2 separate regions of the Homo sapiens genome follow, and region 2 is linked to region 1. A link is a loop called in an ENCODE intact Hi-C map of the cell type or tissue named here. Cell type or tissue: natural killer cell. All regions are shown on one strand.

Region 1 (8,000 bases):
TTTGCTAACAAAAATGCTATTACATTATTCTGTCCAATCAGAGACGTCTATAATCATATAGTGGTAATAATTACATCTGACAACATTACGATAGATTTTTCTGTATTCCTTTACCATCTCTTCTGACCATTTCTCATACTTCACAAGTTTTCTAAATTTCTTTTGAGGTATAACGTACTTTTTAGTATAGAGTTTGTTGGATTTTAAAATAAACATGCCCTATTTACCTCCCAGATTAACACTGCCAGCACCCCAGAAGCCTCTCTCTCATGCCTCCTTTCAGTCAATAACCACCCTAAGGTAGCCAATATTCTAATTTGGATCACCATATGTTAATTTTTGACTGGTCTTTAGACTTTATATAAATGGAATCGTTTTGTAAGTACTCTTTGTATAACATTATGTTTGTGAAATATATCACTTTTGTAGATAGCCATAGTTTGGCCGGGCATGGTGGCTCATACCTGTAATCCCAGCACTTTCGGAGGCCGAGGAGGGCGAATCATGAGGTCAGGAGTTCAAGACCAGCCTGGCCAACATGGTGAAACCCAATCTCTACTAAAAATGCAAAAAATTAGATGGGTGTAGTGGCGGGTGCCTGTAATCCCAGCTACTCAGGAGGCTGAGGCAGGAGAATCACTTGAACCCAGGAGGTGGAGGTGGCAGTGAGCCAAGATTGTGCCACTGCACTCCAGCCCGGGCGACAGAGTGAGACTCCATCTCAAAAAAAAAAAAAAAAAAATGCTGGGCATGGTGGCTCACGCCTATAATCACAGCACTTTGGGATCGCTTGAACTGAGGAGATGGAGGTTGCAGTGAGCTGAGATTGCGCCACTGCACTCCAGCCTGGGCAACAAGAGCGAAACTCCATCTCAAAAAAAAAAAAAAAGCAATAGTTTGTTCTTTGTCATCATTGTATAGTATTCCATTGTATAACTATACCAAGATTTATTTGTTCTACTGTTGACAGACATTTGGGTGGGTTTCAGTTTTTGGCAATTGTGTGTAAAACTGTTATAAACATTCTTTAACATACTGCTTTGTGAATATATGCATTTATCCTCCCAGGCAGAGAGAGTGGCACATTTCTACTGTAAAAGGTCAAAGAGTAAATCCTTTAGGATCTACGGGTCATATGGTTTCTGTCTGTCGCAATTATGCCATTGCAGTGCCAAAGTAGCTCTAGAGAAGACATAAACAAATGGATGTAGCTGTGTTTCAATAAAGTGCTATTTACAAAGACCAGATTTGACCTGTACACCATAGTTTGTTGAACCTTGCTCTGCTCTTAGGTATATACCAAGGATTGATAATGCTGTGTGTTGGGTAATGCTGTGTGTTATATACCAAGGAATGGTAATGCTGTGTGTTAGGATGTTCATTATGTTTTACCAGTTTTCTAAAGTGGTTGTGTCAATTTACACTCCCACCAGCAATGAATGAAAATTTCATATATTCACCAACATTTCCCAAATATTTTTAAATTCCTGAAAACATTGTATTTTCTGTCATTTGTAAATCAGTGCCATTATTGCTATAGTAGTAAAATATTATTTTTTTCTTCTCTAAGGAGTCATTATGTCAATGACCTATCATTAATGCCTCTTATTCTTGCAAAGGAATATTGAGGACCCCTACATTGTGCTTTTCTCTCCCTTTAATTTGATGTAGACAAAGAGCACTTTATTGGCAGTTGGGAGACCTAAGCTTAACCATGCTATGACTTTAGTATAGGCACTTCTGTGTCTCATTTTCTTTTTTTTCTTTTTTTCTTTTTGAGATGGAGTCACAGTCTGTCGCCAGGCTGGAGCGCAGTGGTGCAATCTTGGGTCACTGCAACCTCTGCGTCCCAAGTTCAAGCAATTCTCTTGTCTCAGCCTCCCGAGTAGCTGGGACTACAGGCATGTGCCACCATGCCCAGCTAATTTTTGTATTTTTGATAGAGATGGGGTTTCACCATGTTGGCCAGGATGATCTCGATCTCTTGACCTCTTGATCTGCCTGCCTTGGCCTCCCAAAGTGCTGAGATTACAGGTGTGATCATTTTCTTAATCTGTGAAATGGGGCTAATAACATCTGCTCTGGCTATTACTCTGGGTTTTTATAATAACAAATGAAACAAAAGATGGATCAAATTAAATGACAGAAAACTAATTACACTACACCATAACAGTGTGCTAGACATACTGTTATGAAACAGTATGTTTAACATGATCCCAACTGGAGGAGTGGGGTAGGAGAGGGGCAGGGGGTGGTGGTGATGAATATTTAAAGGCATAGAAAAAAATGCTAGAAGAATATTTCCCAAAATATTGAGGTGCAATTTTGGGGAGATGATCTAGAGCAATAATTTTTTTTTCTTAATGTTCTGCAAATTTCCCCAAAATTTCTCACGTAAACGTGAATTACCTATATAATCAGAAAAAAAGTGAATGTTTAGAAGTACACTGTAGATTGAGAGGCTGCACCTTCTCCCCCTCGCTGGGTGGCCTCACTTGCACTCTGTTGCTTGATCCTTGGCTGAACAAATCAACAACACAAACTAACAACAACACAAATACATAGACTATGACAAAGTAAGGAATTATCATGATGGGCATTAATAAGCAGCGGGAGGCCTCTGTCTTTGGTTTTGTAAAATGTGATTTTGAGTATTCTGTCAGCACTTAGGGGCTTTTGAAATATTATATTGTGTCAGGGCTTAGCAGTGGAAATAAGCCAAGAAAAGGTGCCTCAAAATTGCCTGAAAGCAGATGACAGAAGCAGTTTGCTTTGCTGGGGATCCTCAGCCTCTGTCACTTTGGGGCTGCACAGTGGAGGGAGGTGGCAGGAGCATTGCTGTGGGTGGCAGAGGCCTGTCTTAATGCCAGTTTCTGCAGTGAATGCTGCAAACATCAAGAATGCAGAAGTGGCCCAGGCAGGCTCATTGGCACTCTAAACAAAGCCCGACCCAAATTGAATGTGGAAATGAACTTTGAGGAAGAGTGTAAGGATGTGGACAAGTTTGGCTTTCTTTATAAAGTGACCGCTATCTTTCCTATATTTAAAATTTACAGAAAGAAACTGCTACATTTTTCCTTCAGGCCATGGTAAAGGTTAGAAGTATGAAGTATGAAGTATATTTTCCAAAATGCAAACCTTTCTTGTTTTTCAAAGCAAATACAAGCTGTTTTATGAAGAAGTGCTGGCAAAAGTCCAGAAACTAGCACAGAACTGAAATCAAGGTTGAAAAGAAACGATTCAAAGGAAAACATCTATTTAAGTGGGAACCACACCAACACGTGGGATTTGGCTCCCACCGGAGGCAGCCCGCAGACACCAGGTGTCACGTTTAACTGATAGTGCTTGTTGCTGACCCTGTGGGTGGCAGGAAGGAAGAGGAGTGACTGTGGCATTCGGCAGAGGATGAGCTTTGTCCTATCACTGGCACAGAAGCTGAATTCTTAGATGGCTCGACCACGGGGTTGTGTGGTGAAAAGGGGGATTTCCACTTTCAAAAATAGTATGACTTCAGTTAGGCTTGAAATTGCCTTTTTGGGAAGTTTATTATATTTAGAAACCCCCATTCTCCCCACCCCCCAGTGGCTTTTAAAGTCCATCTGCAGCATGGCACAAGTCTTCAAAAGTTTATTGACTTAATTTACCCCGGGGTTTGGAATCAAGATGTTTTCTTAAAATGTCTGAAACAACCATTGCATTGACAAAAATACATTTTAATTAAAATGCTGAAAGTAGTAAAATGGCAAGGGACCTTTTTTCCTCTTCAGAGTTCTCTCTACTTTTCAAATTGCCTATTTTGTGGTTTTCACAAAGGGTATTGATATCCCAACTCTGGGCAGTGTGCTCTGCTTGCTAGCTTCTGGGAGCCACTGCCTGGAGTCAGGCAGCCACAGGAATCTCCATGTCACCTAGGATGTCAATTACACAAACTGCAAAAGTAGAATCAACTAAAAAAATTCAATAATGAGCATTTTTGTTTAAAAAGTAAACATCAATGTATTGCATTTAGAAGAAAAAAAATCCTTGTAAAATGTAGTAGTCCCGTAAGGAAAGATGAGTTTTCAAAGATGAGCTTTTCATGGAGGCTAAGATGACAGCCCGCTTCCAGTTCAGCAGGAGCCCCTTGGTATGTTTGGCCACCCAGCACAGTGCAATGTGAGAAGGCAGGCAGATTATGTATCGTGGATTTAATTTTGGATTTAGGGAGGCACATGGTCTGCCCAATTCAGTTTCCATTTTTTTCTGTCCTCCCTGAAAACAACTTTCTGTGCAACTTCAATGTGCTGTTCCTCTCAATAACTCCAGCCTGTGGCTAATTTGGACCAGGACAAGGAGAAAAGCTCTTTCTTGCTATGAGTTGCTAAAGGATTCATAGAAGCTAATTCTTCGCCTCCATTTGAAAAGTGGAAGGAAGGTAAAGAATTCCTACTGATCTCCTGTTTCCTACCTTGGAGCAGTGATGTCAAACTCTGTAATCAGTGGTAGTAGCTTTGCATCACATTACTTCAAAATATCTCCTTTACCTGATCACCATTAACTTGAAATCGCTGATTTTTTGGGTGCAATCTCTGCCCCAAGTTTCCACAGAATGTTTTATAACAAATCTTTTGGGTTTTTTTCTTCCCAACTTATTAATCATTTGCCAGCATAAGCAGTAACATGACCAGCAGACAGTCTTTTTGGGTAAACCTCTGACTACCTTTCTCTGTTGGTGGAATTTAGGAACCATGTGTAGCAATGCAACAACTGAGCCTGCCAATCTCTAATGAGAGCTTGGGACATTTCAGGCTACTCTTTGGCCTTAAATTCCTCTCCTCTCATGGAAACTTTCCTTTCATCTATCCTATCCTTTTCCAAGGCACATTCCAAGATGTTGACCAACTGATCTATTAATGAGCTTCTGGGAGTAAGTGAAAGGGAATTTAGGTGCTTATAAATGAAGTCTTACAAGCCCAACCCCTTTGTTGACTCAGAGGGCTGTAACTACAGCTGGCACGGGGGAGGGGAACTGGTCCTGGCAGGTCAGGATAAAGAGGTGTTTTGAATAATACCCCTTCCCCTAAAAGGTGGGCTTGGTTTAGTGATGGTGATCCACCCCACACACTGTACTTGGAAGCCAACCAGCAGTCTAAAGTTTGGAGGTAATTTTCTCTCCGAAGCTGGGCCCCATCCCCCTTTTCCCTCCAGCTTTACCACTTTATTCTGAGTCAGGTCCAGTTTTGTTTATGTTTTTCAGAGGGCCACCTACAAATATCAGCAAAACCCCTAGCACAAAAGAAGAGATCAATGCCTGTGTCTGGGGGTTAGGGAGGAAGTGGGCTCGAAGGGGAGGAAATTGGAGCAATTTTGGGAACAAAGCACACAGCCGGAGGCCTGAGAGGAAAACTTCGGGTGGGCAGGACACTTTGGGGGTCCCAGTCCTGTATGGAGAGGAGCTGGAGTCTGGTGGAAAGGGAGGGGAAAGGCAGAGTGGCAGAGCAGGTGATCCTGCCGCGTCATCAACAGGGAAGGCTGGCAAATCGTATCACCTTTCCAGGACTCCGTTTCCTATTCGGCAAATTGAGGGAATTAATTGCTTTGGATCAATGCTTTCTCTCTGAGGTTCCTTCATCTAGCTTTGCATTTCAGCAAGATGAATTTCAGTGGAGCTTCTAATCCAACAGAAAGCTCTTAAAGAGAAACGTCGACAGGTCCTGGAAAGTGAATACTGACGGGATTCGTGAATGGCGAGAAGAAAGAAAAGACTGAGGACTGAAACTGTGAGGAGCAATACAGAGGGGTGGGTGAGGGTGGCTCTGCTGTGCACTAGCTGTGCCACCTATGGCTGTGATAGCATCGCTCTGAAGCTTTCTCAGCTATAAAACATAAAACCGGGATAATACCAGGACCTGTTGAATTGGTACCTGTGCACATTGTGAGGTTAGCTGACAATGAATGTGAAGATCTTAGCTCAGAGCCTGGCACATTGGCGAGAAATGTTGGCTGCTGCCGTTACGCACATGAGGATGAAGTCACGGGTAAAGGAAGGAGAAGAGCACATTGAAGGCTTTTGAGGGTGCTGTGGCTTAGGGAAACTCCCACTGGAGGTACGTGATCCACAGAGAAAATGAAGCAGTCTGGTAAATCAGAAAAGACCCTGATGAAGGAAACCTATCAGAAATAGATATCCCAGGCCAGTGCTATGCCAGGTTACATTGCAGCCTGGAGCAAAAAGAAAACTCAATAATATTGACCTCAGGTTTATTTAAAATTATCATATTTTGCTCATCATGGATTTTTTTTGCATTAGTGTCTATTTTTAAAAGACACATTAAAATACTAGTTATCTTGGTTACTGAGTTTTTGGCCATCTCCTTAAATACTGTGCTCAAAAGCAAGTGCTTCACTAACCTTATCCTAGTCCTGGCCTTGTCTAAAACAAGGCTGAAGACTTGATCAGTCATCGAAGTTGATTCTATAACAAAACGATAGTAATTTGGTATAGAAGACCCAGAGCCATCTAAATGATTACAACAGCAAGGACAGAAGGAAATATGTCTTTTTTTCTACTGACAATGGAAGAAAAGTCTGAAAATACGAAATACCCCATCCTAGCACCCACTGCCATAAAAAAAAAATCTGGGCCTCTCAGACCCAGATTCTAGGAAAATTACTACAGCATCATTAACATAGTTTTGCTCCAGAATGCCAGGCATGAGAAAACTCCAAGGAAGCTTTCTAACTTAGGGAAGGAACATGAAATGCTTTACAGGATTTGAGTAGGAGGGGGTAGGTCAAAGTTCAGCTAGCTCCAAAGCTAGGTGGTCCAGGAAGGTTCTCTGAAGAAGGAAGAGCTGTTCTTACACAGTAGCAGCTATTGGGCAATTTGGATTTTATCATGATGAATGAAGAGAAACAGAGGCTACAGTCTTGTGCAAAAGAAGGTGTGGAGAAATAGTTGCAAAGGATAGAAAAGGCAAAGGCCATTGTGGATGATGCACAACCCTTCAGGGCCCCCCTCAGATCTGTCCTGGGCGTTCACAGGCGGGAGTGTTCTAGCAGATGTCCAGCAGGAAAATCAACATTTTCAAGGAACTTCTGATTATTACCTTACAGCTGGTGGAGGGAAAGGATAGATGACAGTATCTTGGAAAGTTCTTGTTTCCCTTAGGCTCTTATCTGATTTCAAGAGAGACAAAAGCACCATTCACAGCTAAAATTATAGGCAACATAAGCTGCAAACCCACGCAACAATGCTCACTTCCAGGCTCTATGCTAGACCTGGGGCTGCTCACAAGGGCCCTGCCCAAATAGCTGATGCAGCAAACTCCAGGACACCTAAGTGACCAGAACACAATGGGAACAGTGCTTTGCTATCTATATCACTTCACAGAGCATGGAAAGGGTTTTATTGTGAAGAGATTTTACATGTATTACCTAGTTTTGATTTGCACTATGGCACTGTGATTACAGCGACAACTTTTAGCCATTGAGTGGTTAAGTGGCTTGCCCAGTGTCACTCAGCTGGTTCAGAAGAAGGCTGAGGACTGAGTTTTTTAATTCCCGTACTCCAGTTATTTCTAGGAGGCCACATAGTGGAAAAATTTGCAGCTAATGTACCCCTCTGACCCTGTAAGACCTCTCCTTCTTTCCAAAGTCATCATGGTGCTTTTGTTCCCTGACCTCCCCGAAACAGGCTGGGAAAAGGGCAATAACCTGAACCCATCAGCCAGTCTTCATGAGCCAGAGTCCACCAAGCTTCCTTTCACCCCTTCCTTCTTACCTTCATCCCAGGGAAATATCAGCATCTAAGTGACCCCACCACCAGCCACCAAGTAAATTTCTGACTGGGCTCTGTGGTCTAATCCTGGTTCTTTCTCTACTGGAAGGGAAATACAGCAGAGGAAAATCCCCAGTGTGTCCCAGACAGTATTCAAATGTATTCATTAAGTGATAAAATATTGGTTCAGAGCCAGGGACATCATCATCATTATCATTGTCATTATCAATAAGTGCTGGAA
Region 2 (8,000 bases), 210 kb after region 1:
TTTCAACTGCACGACCCTTACTATGCCCCAATTCAGCAGGAAGCAGTTAGAGCTGTCGTCAGCCAACCTCCGCAAGAGCACTTGGGTTTTCCTGTTGAGAGGGGCTACTAAGAGACAGGACTAGCTGGATTTCCTAGGCCAACTAAGAATCCCTAAGCCTAGCTGGGAAGTTGACCACATCCACCTTTAAACACGAGGCTTGCAACTTAGCTTACACACAACCAATCAGGTAGTAAAGAGAGCTCACTAAAATGCTAACTAGGCAAAAACAGGAAGTAAAGAAATAGCCAATCATCTATTGCCTGAGAGCACAGGGGGAGGGACAATGATCGGGATATAAACCCAGGCATCGGAGCCGGCAATGGCTGTCCCCTTTGGGTCCCCTCCCTTTGTATGGGAGCTCTGTTTTTACTCTATTAAATCTTGCAATTGCAAAAAAAAAAAAAAATCCCTAGTGCCCAGAACTATATATTTACTATATATTTATTGCTTGAATGCATGTGTGAATGAATCTCCACTAACTATTTCTTTAGAGTATCCTATGTGTAACATGTCATGGTGATAAATTCATCCCCACTCATCAGAATAAGAGAAGTTGGCTAAAATCCTAGTATGTAGGGATGGGGATAGGTAATGAAGAACCTGACATTCATTCTTACATGTAATTACATGGGTCTCAAGGGAAGGGTGCAATGACTTTTGAAAAAAATTCAATATTCATAACTTCCTGATAAAAGGTGTGTTAGGTAGTATTTACTTCAGGGAAGAATTTATAGTCCTCCAAATACACCTGGATAACCTCACCTCAGACTAAATAGATCCCAAACCACTACATTTGCCCAAAGACTTTCTTGTTTCCCACGTCTTCATTTTTCTGTTAATTGTGACTCCATTCCCTACTCACTAGGCTTTAAACACAGCTGTCAGACACAATCACTCTTTGTTTGAATTCATTTAGTTACCAAGACCTACTGATTTTTTTTTTAACAGTCTCTGTCTTGTCACCCATTCCTTCCTTTCCATTCTTAGAGCCCAATTTTCTAGATCAGGGCTTGTATTCTCAGTCTCTAATACTTCATGTGTAGGTCCAACTTGTCTCCTTGCATACATTTTTCCCTCCAGCAGCTGTTATGAACTGAATTATGTCCCCACACACCCCAGATTCAGATGTTTAAGCCCTAACCCCATGTGACTGTGTTAGGAGACCGAGCATTTTTGGAGGTAATTGTGGTTCCATGAGATTATAAGGATGGGGCCCTAATTTGATAGGACTGGTGTCCTTATAGGAAGAGGATGAGACACTACTCTTTCTCTCTGCTCATACACAGAGAAAAGGCGGCCATCTACAAGTCAGCAAGAGGGCCTTGCTAGGATGAATTTTCCAGCATCTTGATCTGAACTTCTAGCCTCCAGAACTATGATAAATTAAATTTCTGTGGTTGTAGCCACCTGGTCTGTGGTATTTCATGTCAGTCATAACAGACTAATAAATAGGCTATCTGCCCAGTATTCTCAGAATTACATGCATAAAACACTAAACTGACCCTATGCTTTTCAAATCCCCAAGGCTGCCACTGCCCACCCCCATGACTTTTAAGTCCAAATGCTTTAGCTTGGAACCTGAGGCCACCCTCTGTTTCGTCCCCATAGTTACCTGCCCAGCGTCTCAGCCTTTATATTGTTTAAGGCAAACATTCTGATCTCATTGTCCTCAAAACCCACATGGCATTTTCTGAAGCCACAGTGAAGCATGATGCCTTTGGGGAACTGCCCGTGGTTGCCATGGCTGCAAGGTGAGTCTACACCAAAGGATGGCAGGATGTGAGTGAGAGGAGTCACGTTGCAGACATGGCTCCCTCCTCCCTCTCTTCCTTGTTAACAGAGTCCTCACTGAGTTTAGAGAGGAGAGGTGCCCAGATCAGAGGCAAATAATGATGTCTAAGCTGGGGGTCAGCAAACTATTTTCATAAAGGGCCAGGTGAAGGTAAACATTTTGGGCTTTGTGGGTGATATGGTCTCTGTCACAGCTCCAACATTTTAGTGCGAAAGTAGCCATAGGCAATACATAAACAAGGGAGCAGAGCTGTGTTCCAATAAAACTTTATTTACAAAAGCAATTGTTGGACTAGATTTGGCCTTTGGGGCATAATTTGCTACTCCCTGATCTGCCAATCCCAGAGCAATGACATTGTTGATCTTCTGAATCAAGTGTAGAACAACTTTCGGATTTCTTGTTATGTGAGAGGCAGAAAACTCCATCTTTTAAAGGTCTTTTTAAGCTCTTGCTATTCACAAGTTTGCCTTAGACCAGCAGAATCAGCATCACCTGGGAGCTTGTTAGAAATGCAGAATCTCAGGCCCCCACTCCAACCTCCTAAATCAGAATGTGCATTTTAATAAGAAGCCCTGGTGATTGGAAGGTTTACTAGAGCTTAAGAAGCACTGATTGGAGCCACTGTTGATTGAATGTCTTATTACTTGCAGATGAAAGCACCCCTAACCATTGCTGGCAGGAACAAGTCTTCAAGATCTTATATGCTTTGCTAAGGACTGTGGTTTTGTCCTGAAAGACATTAAAGGGCTTTACGTGGGGAATGAAATGATCAGTTTTGGGAGGCATACAACTCATCTCTTTGATGAAATAATAAGCTCCTAAAAATCAGAATGTACTAAAGAAATATCCCTGATATTTATCCTACTTTCCAAGGCCAGCCAAATAGGTAGACCCCACCACTGCCACACCATTGGATGGAATTCAAAAGCAGCCTCGCCTCTTCTATAAGACCTGCTCTCCTGTCCATACCTACTGCCTCAGGCCCCAGGAGGAGTCTCTGTTTCTGGCATATCCATGGGGCTTAAAAGTAATTGGAAGGCTGTAACTCCAGCATTGTAATTTGGCATTTGAGACTGGAGAACTTTAATTTTAGTTATACTTAACACTGCCATCCCCCAGCTTGGTTCAATTTATCTTCTGAATATATGTTCACCTCTCCGATAAGACTATAAGCTACTTTGGCCTAAGCAATCATATTTTAAGATTTTTGCATCTCTTCCATAAGGCTTGCCAAGGGCTCTGCATATGACTGTCATGATAAATACAAAATTAATTCTTAAAATATAAGCCATCATTTACTGCTTTTCCAAGCTCTTCAAATAATACCTAAATGGGATAAGCATCTCGAATGTGAATATCATTCATCAGCTAAGTTAAAAATAGTACAGTCAAAAGGATCCAAATAACATCAAATTTTTTGAAAGGTGGGGCTTTTCATATTGTTTATGGTTAGGTTCTAATACACCCAAGGAATGGTTTGAAAAAGTATTCCGCACAAGCATTTGCTCGTATCAAGTCACCACATCTTCCTGTGGTTGGTTTATGAAGAGCTAAAACCCAAACAAACACCACCTCTTACACAGTCACCCAGAGTGTTAGTACTTACATGGAGAGAGCACGTCATAAACCCTCTAGACACATTGTCTCACTTAAACCATACAAAACCCTAGGGTTGGGTAGATTATTATCTTCACTGATGAAGAAACCAAAGTGCAGACTGTTGATGTCAACTTAGTGAAGATCATACTGGTAGAAATTTGGTGGTGGTAAGAGGGGACAGTTGGAATTCAAATCCAGATAGTTAAGCCCTGAGTCTGCGCTCTGAACCATTAAGCAGTGTCTCCATAAACAGAGCTTTGCTATGTCAAAGGCCAAACTCTCATCACCCTATTTTCATCTGCAGGCATCATCAGCTGGGATTTTCATGTGACAAATAACCTATGTTAAGCCGAGATATGTTAAAAATAAAATGTTAGAAGCCACTTATTCTATGGTCAGGTTCAGTGAGTGACAGTTTCTATGTTTAAAGCCTTATCCCATTATGAGTTAATGGTTTGGTCTATCATGATTAACACTGGGAAATATCTTTGAAATCAAATTAGAAGGTTTTAGTTTTGTTTTGGCAGTTAGTTATCATAGAAAGTTTTTCTCTGTCATTTCATGGTCTACAGTAAAGACTGTTAAAGGAGTACCTGTAATTATGATCTTATTGATCTATTTAAATTAGAGAGTTTATTACAAAGCTTATGACCATATCCAAACAATTAAATTAAAGCATGGAACAGTATTTCAATGACTCTGGGGAGCATAGACAGCCAGGTGGGATTATTGAAAACTGAAAGTGGATAGTTTTGTCTCCAGGTAATTCTGATCATCTGTCCTGATTCATTCAAGAATTTCAACTCTTATTTTCCCCTGGATTCCAATATTGACTCTGCCATTTTCTGAATCAATATGATCTTCAAAAATCACAGATCATCTCTAACAAAGGCTCTTTATTCTCCAAGATGTAAATAACTATGACTTTGTGTTGAGCAAATTGACACCAAAGGATTACCTTTTATATGCCTTGAAATTATGTATTAAATAATTGTTCCTAGAGATTTTTTCCCATTTCTAAAGCCAAGAGGCATTAACTATTTTAAATGGTAGTGAATTCACCAAGATAAGTTTGTAGAGAAAAACTAGTGGCCCTACTTTAAGTTGTTGCTACAGAAATTTCAGTTTTTAATAAAAGGATATATACTGTCTTCCACGAGTCGGTCTGTTACCAACAATTATTGTGTATGAGTCCTTTTTATATAGGAGTGCATTTCTTTTAATTGTGTGCACATATATTGATTGGTTGTAGAAAGCCGTTCATTCCTGACATCCTTTTTGGCTCTTTTTCCTTCATTTTTCTCTTGTCACAAGTCCTTTCATCCAGAAACTCTTTTATCCATCCATCCAATTGCTCAAGCAAGGAACCCAGGAATATCCTCCTTTGAATGCAATCAATAACCAAGTCTTGCAGATCAGATTTCCAAAATAGAGGTCAAATCTAATTCAATGTATCTTTACCACTCTTCCCCCAGTCTAAGCCATGATAATTTCTCTCTCTATGTGAATGTCCACCCCTGGAGACAGACACAGGGTGACACTGTTTGGACCACTGCAGCATCCTCTTAAACTCCTCCATCCACTTCTGCACCATCATCCATTCTCCACACAAAAGTCAAAGTGGAATATGTCCCTCCATTTTTTAAGTCCCCCAAGGCTTCCTGTTGACCTTAGAATAAAATGCATGCAGGGAGGGTCTGGCTGTTCTCTAGCCTCACCGAGGCCTTTCACTGCATCTCAGCCATACTGACTGACCACTTTGTAGTCTTCTCCTCTACCTTCAATTCTGCCAAGACACCCACTTACCCATCAAGGGCTTGACATGTCCTATAGGTTGCAATTCCAATATTTTTTTTTTAGGAGATCTCTCTAAACTTATATGCTAAATTCAGTTCCTATGCTCTTCATCCCAGTTCACAGAGTCCTTCCTCATAGAGAGCCTTTGTGTTTGTGTGTTTATATATCTATCTCTTGTGTTTATATATAATCTCTTTCTCAATAGATTATAACCTCCATGAAGGCAAGGACAATCACTTTCTGGTTGATCCCTTAGCGTTGGATCAGGCACATGGTAAGCCCTCAATTATTATTTGTAGAATTAGTAAATCAATATAATCTGTAACACATGGAATCTCATGAAATACAAAGTGAAGGTCCCTTTGGAAAACAAAAGTAACAATTCTTAAAGATAAATGTCATAATTCAGAGGCAAAGTTTTGGGGATCAACTACATGTTAATACAGGATTTGTTTCTGTGACCCGAACCAATAGAAATGGAAATATAATGTGTTTGAGAAGCTATGTGGCAAAATTACTCGGAAAAAAAGTCAAATATAAATATCAGTGTCTACCATAAACAACAAACACCACACAAAGTGGTTTTTCCCAATAGGCGTGTTCCAGCAATACATGTGCAACCTCATCCAATAATCCAGCTTCTTTCAGGCTCCCTGTTGAGCAGAAGCAAGTCTGAGATAGCTCCTTTCCCAGAGCCAGGACATGAGATTTTTCCAGAATCAGAAAATTGCCCTACATGTCGGGGGGAGGGGCTCTCACAAGCATAGTCATCAGAATCAGGACATTGGACATCTTTCACCCTGTTTACAAGCATCTATAACAAAGCAGTTTGACACTTTTCCAAAATGGAAGTTCAAGGTTAAAGTCAATTTTATCTTATTTGCTTACGTATGTACAAGTTAGTGGCTAAAAAGCAGACTGTCCACATCCTATACATCAGTTTGATCCTCTACAACCAGCCCAATAAACCTTCCATAGCCTTTGTCAATAATGTTGTTTTCAATACAAAGCGCTTTGTATTTTTACACATAAAATCTAATCTGGCTTTAAGGCAGGTATTATTATGCCTATTTTACTGCTTTAGTGGTTGATACCCTAGTGTCTGTCAGCTCCAGACTAAGCTGTTAATACTCAATTTTCTGATGCTGGGCTGGACTCTGATATCCCTATTATCTCCATGTCAGCTCCCAGTTGGGTTCTGCCCCAAAGGACCGTGAGGAGAGACTGGAAGGCAGAAGGAGGGAGAAGGGATTTCATCCTCTCTATTTGCTTCTTGTGCGTGGCAGTGCCAGCGGCTCTTCACCAGGCAGAAGCCTTTGCCCATTCCATCTTCCAGCTTCTTTCTACTGTCCCTGTACCAGCCTCATTGCATCACTCTGGTGCAATGTCCGCAGCACCTGGCAGTGCCTCCTTCTCAACAGAGGGGCAATGCAGACCCCATCTTTGCGCATGCTTATATGCATAATAATAAATGCACAGTGAAAACATTGTATTCCCACATCTAGCAATAATAGAGTTAGCTACTCACTGAATACATATTGAAATATTGCTGCAGTATGACCCTATGTTCACATGAATAAGACAGCTTTACAGAATTATAAAGTGACATTTCAAACCTCTGAATTTTCCCTACACTATTGATTGTTCAGTCCTATCCATGTTCCTTTCTATCTGGAATACCTGCCCTTCTCCCAGACCTGGTCCAGACCCCTCAAGGCCAAGCTGCACATTTTCTTCTGTGAAACCTTTGAACCCCATGGCAGACAGAATTAGCTGCTCCATCTACTCAGCTCCCATTATTCCCTGGATACTCTTCTCACGGACTTGAGAGACAGAAAACACATGCATGAGCTTGGAAATGGCCTGGCTTGGCTTGATTCTTGACTTGAATAACTCATTTCCTATGTGAGTTTGGATAAGTTATTTAAGTTTCAGTTCCTTCTTCTGTAAAATGATACTAACTTCTCCCAAATTTCTCCCTCCTGCATTTGTGGCATCTCCATCTTTCCAGCTGCTAAAGCCCAAATCCTTGGATGCATCATTGACTCCTCCCTTTGTTTCTCCCCCACATCCAATCCAATAGCAAATCCCAGTGGCTTCACTTTCAGAACATAACCAGAGTCTCATCACTACTTACCACCTTTACTGCTACCATTTTGATCTGAGTCATGGTCACCTTTGCCTGGCTCATTGCAGTAGTCTCATAATTGACCTCCACAATCTTTCTCTATTCCCTTCTGGTATACAGCAGCCAGACTGATCACATAAAAATATAAATTTGACCACTTTCCTGTCCAGTGGAAAACCATCTTAGAGTAAAAGCCCAAAGTTATTCCAATGACCTATAGAGCCTGGAAAGACAGGTCCCGTGTGACTTCGAACTTTAGTTCCTGCCACCCTGCTCACTCCACGTGGTCATACTGGCCTCCTTCCTGTTGCTGGAGCTGGCCAGGCAAACTCATGGCTGAGAACCTCTGCATTTGTGGTTCCCTATGTCTGGAATGATCTTCCTCAAGATAGCTACATATCTTTCTTCCGCACCTCCTTCAAGTGTTTGCTCAAATGGAACCTTCTCAATCAGACCTTCCCTGAGCATCGTATTTAAAATGGAAACCCATCTCCCAAACTCCTTATCTCTCTTCCATGCTTTATTTTGGAGGCTGTAATACTTTTTTTTTTTTATCACTGTCAAGTGGAAAATTATTTTCATTGCAATCAATGGCAGCCTCTGAGTCCACAACTAGGCAAACTCTTCCAGAAGGGATCACAG

The links. Peaks named below come from ENCODE experiments on the same cell type or tissue, not always from the same donor. Only the 100,000 strongest peaks of a DNase experiment are listed, where the experiment ranks them.
Region 2: a loop joins it to region 1, with 3 times the contacts of the local background. A loop is called at or near these places in 6 of 110 quality-filtered maps.

Annotation. Positions count from the first base shown.
Region 1 is chr6:137,923,351-137,931,350 of GRCh38, reverse strand. No RefSeq gene overlaps it. Among named protein-coding and RNA genes, the nearest start is that of LINC02865, 18 kb to the left of the region's middle. RefSeq lists enhancers at 3,387-3,626, 4,472-5,671. In natural killer cell, no CTCF peak of the experiment used is centred here; DNase peaks (open chromatin) are centred at 2,890 and 3,390; H3K27ac peaks cover 819 bases.
Region 2 is chr6:137,711,362-137,719,361 of GRCh38, reverse strand. No RefSeq gene overlaps it. Among named protein-coding and RNA genes, the nearest start is that of LINC02539, 24 kb to the left of the region's middle. RefSeq lists a silencer at 335-541. In natural killer cell, no CTCF peak of the experiment used is centred here; DNase peaks (open chromatin) are centred at 1,771, 2,441 and 3,431; H3K27ac peaks cover 3,013 bases.